Regions from separate parts of the Homo sapiens genome. Here region 1 is linked to region 2. A link is an interaction called in ENCODE POLR2A ChIA-PET data of the cell type or tissue named here. Cell type or tissue: HepG2. All regions are shown on one strand. Each heading gives the region's core, and the rest is flanking DNA. Links, peaks and the distances in the headings are about the cores only.

Evidence for each region. Peaks named below come from ENCODE experiments on the same cell type or tissue, not always from the same donor. Only the 100,000 strongest peaks of a DNase experiment are listed, where the experiment ranks them.
Region 1: POLR2A ChIA-PET joins it to region 2 with 17 read pairs; 6 of 35 experiments call an interaction of 5 or more read pairs at or near these places.

The regions. Positions count from the first base shown.
Region 1 is chr10:30,541,021-30,543,929 of GRCh38, forward strand. The region is part of intron 1 of LOC105376478 (a long non-coding RNA gene); the gene reads left to right. Among named protein-coding and RNA genes, the nearest start is that of LYZL2, 87 kb to the right of the region's middle. In HepG2, for the core only: no CTCF peak of the experiment used is centred there; a DNase peak (open chromatin) is centred at 1,381; H3K4me3 peaks cover 1,294 bases.
Region 2 is chr10:30,604,739-30,607,647 of GRCh38, forward strand. It overlaps a transcript of LYZL2 not described here. Among named protein-coding and RNA genes, the nearest start is that of LYZL2, 24 kb to the right of the region's middle. RefSeq lists an enhancer at 505-1,320. In HepG2, for the core only: no CTCF peak of the experiment used is centred there; DNase peaks (open chromatin) are centred at 323, 733, 953, 1,273 and 1 weaker place; H3K4me3 peaks cover 300 bases.

The sequences.
Region 1 (2,909 bases), core at 199-2,698, 64 kb before region 2:
CTGTCTCAGCCTCCCGAGTAGCTGGGACTACAGGTGCACACCATCATGCCTGAATAATTTTTGTATTTTTATTAGAGACGGGGTTTCACCATGCTGACCAGGCTGGTCTCAAATTCCTGACTTCGTGATCCACCCGTCTTGGCCTCCCAAAGTGCTGGGATTACAGGTGTCAGCCACCATGCCCAGCCCATAAATAATTTTAAAATGAGTATATTCTTTGCCTTGTTCACTCACATTCTCATCTCTTTGTGGTAGCTTTTTGCAGAGGTTCCATGACTTATGATTCCACAAGAGATTGAATGAAAAAGCAGATATAAGAATTCAGCTATCTGAATTGATTTTATGGTATGAATACCGCAAGTTTCATTTCTGAGATTCCTAGTAGAAGTTTCAGAAAGAGAGCCTCAATGCTATTTCCTTTTGTTAATCAGGAAATCGTGGAATTTCTAGCAAAGAGGCCCTTTGGCATGCCTGCAGACGCTTAGGGAATAATTAGGTTTTATATTGGGGAGAATTTTATTTAAGCCTCTAGGAATGTGGGATTTTGATAACATTGCAAAATAATACATTTTATTAATTAGGGCTTAAGGATTAAGAACTTATTTAGCATGATGGAGGGTATACGATACAGGCAAAAAACCATTGGCTTTGAAGCCAAATCCACCAGGGTTTGAATACTCGTTAGGCAACTTTAGGTGGATTATTTAGCCTCTGTGAGCCTCAGTTTCTTCATCTGCAACATGGGAGTGATGATGAATCCCAGGCTTGTTGGGAGGATTCTACTCCTACATCCAAAGGCTGGCATCACCCAGTGCCCAATACACGGGAAGGCACAGGCTGAATTCCCATTTGTGTCTCCGGTGGGATTGAATGGAGCCTCAGCAGTCCCCAAGATGTGCATCAGCCTCTGAGAAAACTCCCAGCAACAGAAATGCTCTGCTTCCCCAGGCAGCCCCTTCCACTTCAGGAAAGGTCTAATTGCTAGAAAACGTGGAGAGCTAAAATGTCACTTTGTCATTTCACACTGGCCCCTGCTCCCCCCTCGGAGTGCGCTCTAATTCCTGTTCACATGATAGCTCTTCCGTCATTTGAGCAGCTCTTCAATCCCATCGAACTGGAAAAAAGGAGCTTTTTTCCAGACTAAACATTGTCACAGCCTTCAACCATCACATGCATGACATTTTGAGCCCTGTTTTCCTTCAGACACAAAGAGGATCGATCAGGTTTTGGACATCAGAGAACCAGGTCAGGCTCAAATCACAAAACATATGTACTTTTCCTTTCCACTGCCCCTTTTGGTGTGTTTGTGGGAATTTGTTTACTATGCCTAACTGGACAGGTCATCCTTGTATGGTACCAGGGTCATTTGAATGCTCTTGTTTGCTTGTTGCTTAATCTACTCATGATATCAATCATTGCGTAGATCAATTGCCAGCTAGGCAAACAGCTACACGGCTCTGTCAATTCTTGGCAGGTCTACATTTCACCATTTCTTCAACATCACGTGGGGTACCATGACATTGACTTCCAGGTCTAGCTTGACGAGTGAAATAGAACGTTGTTGGCTTAAGAAGAGCCGGAGCTCATCTGAAAACCTGATGAGTCACTGTCCCCTCTCTGGCAACCTAACACGAATGTTCACTTAGTGCAGATTTTGGGGAGCCTTGGCCTTTGCCCTAGATTGCAGTAAAAATGCTAACATTTTCCCAATTGCTATCTTTACATAACTGTCAGAGTTTTTACTGTCTCAGAGGTCAAAGCACGGAGAGTTATTAGTCAGCCCTAGTAAATTTCCATTTCTGACCCAAAAAGCTACAGGAACTTCCCCTTTGAAAGTTCTCCCCTTCCATATTTTGAAATCACAAAATAGAGAAAACACATAGTTTCAGGTGTAACATCTTTTTTCTCCAACTCCCAGAAAAAATCCCAGGAGTTTTACTAGTGATTCTGCTGCCTGTTCACTCTTTCAACTGGAAGTCAGAATGAAACTCTCTGTAGCCCCTGCTGGAGATTGCATTTCCTGTCTACCTATGTGAGTCCTTCATGGTGGGCTTGGGAAAGTACATTCCATAACTGAGGTCCTGTTTGGGGGTTTTGAAGAAGGCCAATTGGCTTCTTACAAAGCTCCACAAGCCTGCGCTCTTTTCTGAGTTCATAGCCTACTCTGCATGGGCAAGAAGCAGGATGCGATGTCTCCTAGAACGAGCTGCAGAATTGAATGACCTCAGCAGAACAAGCCCACTGTGGCCAGCCTGGGTGTTTGGAAATTCATGGCTCTCTTTTCTATTCCTTCTGTGTGAAGGAATCCTAACTGCCTCTTTTTTTTTTTTTTTGAGACAGAGTCTCACTCTGTCACCCAGGATGGAGTGCAGTGGTCCTATCTTGGCTCACAGCAACCTCCGCCTCCCGGGTTCAAGTGATTCTTGTGCCTCAGCCTCCCCAGCAGCTGGGATTACAGGCGCATGCCACCACGCCCAGCTAATTTTTGTATTTTTAGTAGAGACAGGGTTTCTCCACATGGGCCAGGCTGTTCTGGAACTCCTGACCTCAGGTGACCTGCTCACCTCGGCCTCCCAAAGTGCTGGGATTACAGGCATGAGCCACCGCACCTGCCCCTAACTGCCTCTTTCTGATTGTGGCAGTGAGGCCACTTTCCTGGAGTTTTCTTGCACTATCCAGAGCTGTCCTGGGAGAAGCACTAAGCCTTGGGGTCACCAGACTTCTGGGACAGGCAGAAGCACTTGTTCCTCTTAAAGAGACCACGGACCTACTCAAGAGCTTCAAGACCTTTAAGAGTTGAGACCTAGGGAGGAACAGCCAGAGGGTCACCAGCAGGGTGTCATGGCTTAAGCGTCCCTGCTTAGATGGCCCTGGACCCAGGAGGGGACCAAGATCCACTGTGAGCAAGG
Region 2 (2,909 bases), core at 180-2,679:
ATTCTCCTGCCTCAGCCTCCAGCGTCTGCCACCATGCCGGCGAATTTTTTTGTATTTTTAGTAGAGATGAGGTTTCACCATGTTGGTCAGGCTGGTCTCGAACTCCTGACCTCGTGATCTGCCTGCCTTGGCCTCCCAAAGTGTTGGGATTACAGGAGTGAGCCACCGTGCCTGGCCAGCATCTGCATTTTTTTGAAATGTCCTGACGATTGCATTATGCAGCCAGGGTTTGGAACCACAGTTCCAGCCCTGTCCCTCAGCTGGCCCAAGGGATTGCAGGCCGTCCCTCCCATTGTCTCTCCTCAAATGTGGGTAACCTGAGCTGTGTTCTAAGGGCCTCCCAGGGGTGTTATTCCCTGTGCCGCCGGCCACATGTTGGTCTTTGTGGTGGGCCCCAAGGAGCTCCAAAGTCCACAGAAAAATCCCAATTCCTCAAAGACTCTCATCTTTCTCCCCACCGCCCGCGCAGACTGCTCCATTGTCGATTTTTTCCTTTCCTCTTCTTTTTTCTCTTCTAAATTCTGAGTTCCTGGCAGACACTAAAATGTCTCAGAAGCAGAAACCAGCTTTGATCAACTGTCAGCAGAGTCGAAAACTACAATTTTATCTCCTTTCTCTAAGGTCCTTCTTGGGCACCCCGTGGCAGGCCTTTGGGCTGCCTTGTGCACATGACCCGCTTCCCTGGCCTCCGTCCCAGCCCGACCTCTCCTGCCCTCCACTCTCTGCCCCTCCCCTCCTCTGTCCTTCCCACCCCCCTGCAAATTAATGTGTTGCTGCTGCTGAGAGAGTGGGTTCTGGAGCGGGCTTCTTTCTGGCCTCTCTGCCATCACAGGCTGGCAGCTTCAAAGCTCGAGTCATCCTGTTTCCGTCTGCCCCTGAGCCCGCGTGGCTTGGCTTCACTGCAGGGGTCAGAAGTGCAGCCTCAGCCGATGACAGCAGCCTGGCCTGGCCCGACAGTGACCAGGGGACTCACACCCATCTGATGTCTCCCCTCCTCTGCTATTATCCCTCCCCTTCTCCGCTATTTTCTCTCCCCTTCTCCACCTCCTCCGGCCCCAAACAGTCCTTCCTCTGGAAAGATAAGGCCCTCTTCTCAGTTCCCGCATCCCTTCCCTTTTATGCCAGACAGAGGCAGCCCTTTGTGAAGGGGGGTACGGGCTTTTGCACAAATATTTAATCTCTTCCAATCTGCCCTTTTGCACTGCCTGTCAGTTCCTGGGGTTGAAACCACTCTGTTTGCTTTAGCTGGCAACAGGATACTGTTTTGAAAACCTATATTTGCTTTTCAAGGCAAGTATATATTTAGTTTTTTCATCCTCACCAAGAATTATGCTGCCAGTTGGGGTGTGGTCTTGAGCAGGCAGGGAAATCTAGCGATGAGTTTACCTTTTCCCTGTAGCTTAGAAATCTTAGTAGCAGGGACTTGTGAAAATTAACTTAGCCTCAGTTTCAGGTTGTCTCATTCAGCCACGATCTGCCCTCTTGCTTTTTGAACATGCCTTTATTTCACATAAAATGTAGTTTATCTTGTCGAAGTGTCTGCAGGTCCTGTTAGAAATCACCTGGTACAAAATCATAGAGAAGGAAAAATACCGAAATAGAATAATAATTACTTTTTTTTTTTTTTTTTTTAGAGATAGGGTCTTTCTCTGGTGCCCAGGCTGAGTGCAGTGGTGCCATCATAGCTCACTGTAGCCTTGAACTTCCAGGATCAATCGATCCTTCCACCTCAGCCTGCCAAGCAGCTGGGACTAGCAGGCATGCACCTCCATCCCCAGCTGAATTAGTCACCAACGCTTTTTAAAAGCCTGGTTTGTGCCATGTGCTTCTAACACAGTTGCTAGTCCTTCCCATGGCCGTGCATGGCAAATATTGTTATTCCTATTTTACAGGAGGTGAAACACAGAACTTCAGTGTCTTGTCTGTACTCACGGAGCTAGTCTCAGAGGAGGTGGGCTTAACTTAACTCTGGCAGCTTCTCAAGGGCGCCCTGTCTACTCCCCACTCTGCACAGCTATCAACTTTGCTCTATCACCAGGGACAGAGGACCTGGAGCTACAGTAAGGGCATGTTTTGGGTTTTTCAGTACAGTACCAACTTGAAATGTTTTCTGTTAGTACCAACCAAATGGTAGATGATGGATCAAACTGTGATCAGCTTTCATACTTTTGGTCTTTTTTTTTTTTTTTTAAGAGATGGAGTTTCGCTTCTGTTGCCCAGGCTGGAATGCAGTGGTGCGATCTTGGCTTGCTGCCTCCACCTCCTGGATTCAAGCAATTCTCCTGCCTCAGCCTCCTGAGTAGCTGGGATTACAGGCACCCGCCACCACGCCTGGCTAATTTTTTGTATTTTTAGTGGAGACGGGGTTTCACCATATTGGCCAGGCTGGTCTCAAACTCCTGATCTCAGGTGATCCACCCGCCTTGGCCTCCCAAAGTGCTGGGATTACAGGTGTGAGCCACCGCGCCCAGCCTATTTTCTTTTATTTTTAGAGTTTTGAAAAATATTTTCTACCCTACAAAGAATGTAGATTATTGTTATGAACAGAGCCTAACCAATAAGGTGAGTAAAACAATGCCTCCATTCAATACCCAGCGTTTCTTTTGGGTTACATCAGCAAAGGAGGCCCCAGTGGTAAAAAATGTGCAAACTGCAGCTTCGTGTAAGGAAACGGATTCTTTACCTCTCTCCTCTCTCCTGTTCTCCAGCAAGACTCTGCTTATTAGCTTCTGCCCTTGTGCTTCCTCTTCTCTTTCTGTTACTGGAGGATCAGTTTAAACAGAGGTGCTTGCTGAATCTGTAAATCAGAACAGTTTCTGAGTGTCCCCTGTTCCGTTTCCCTGAACTTGTGGAATCGGATGAGAGACGGGAGAAAAATGAGGAAAAGAATCACCTGTTCAAGGCAGAGT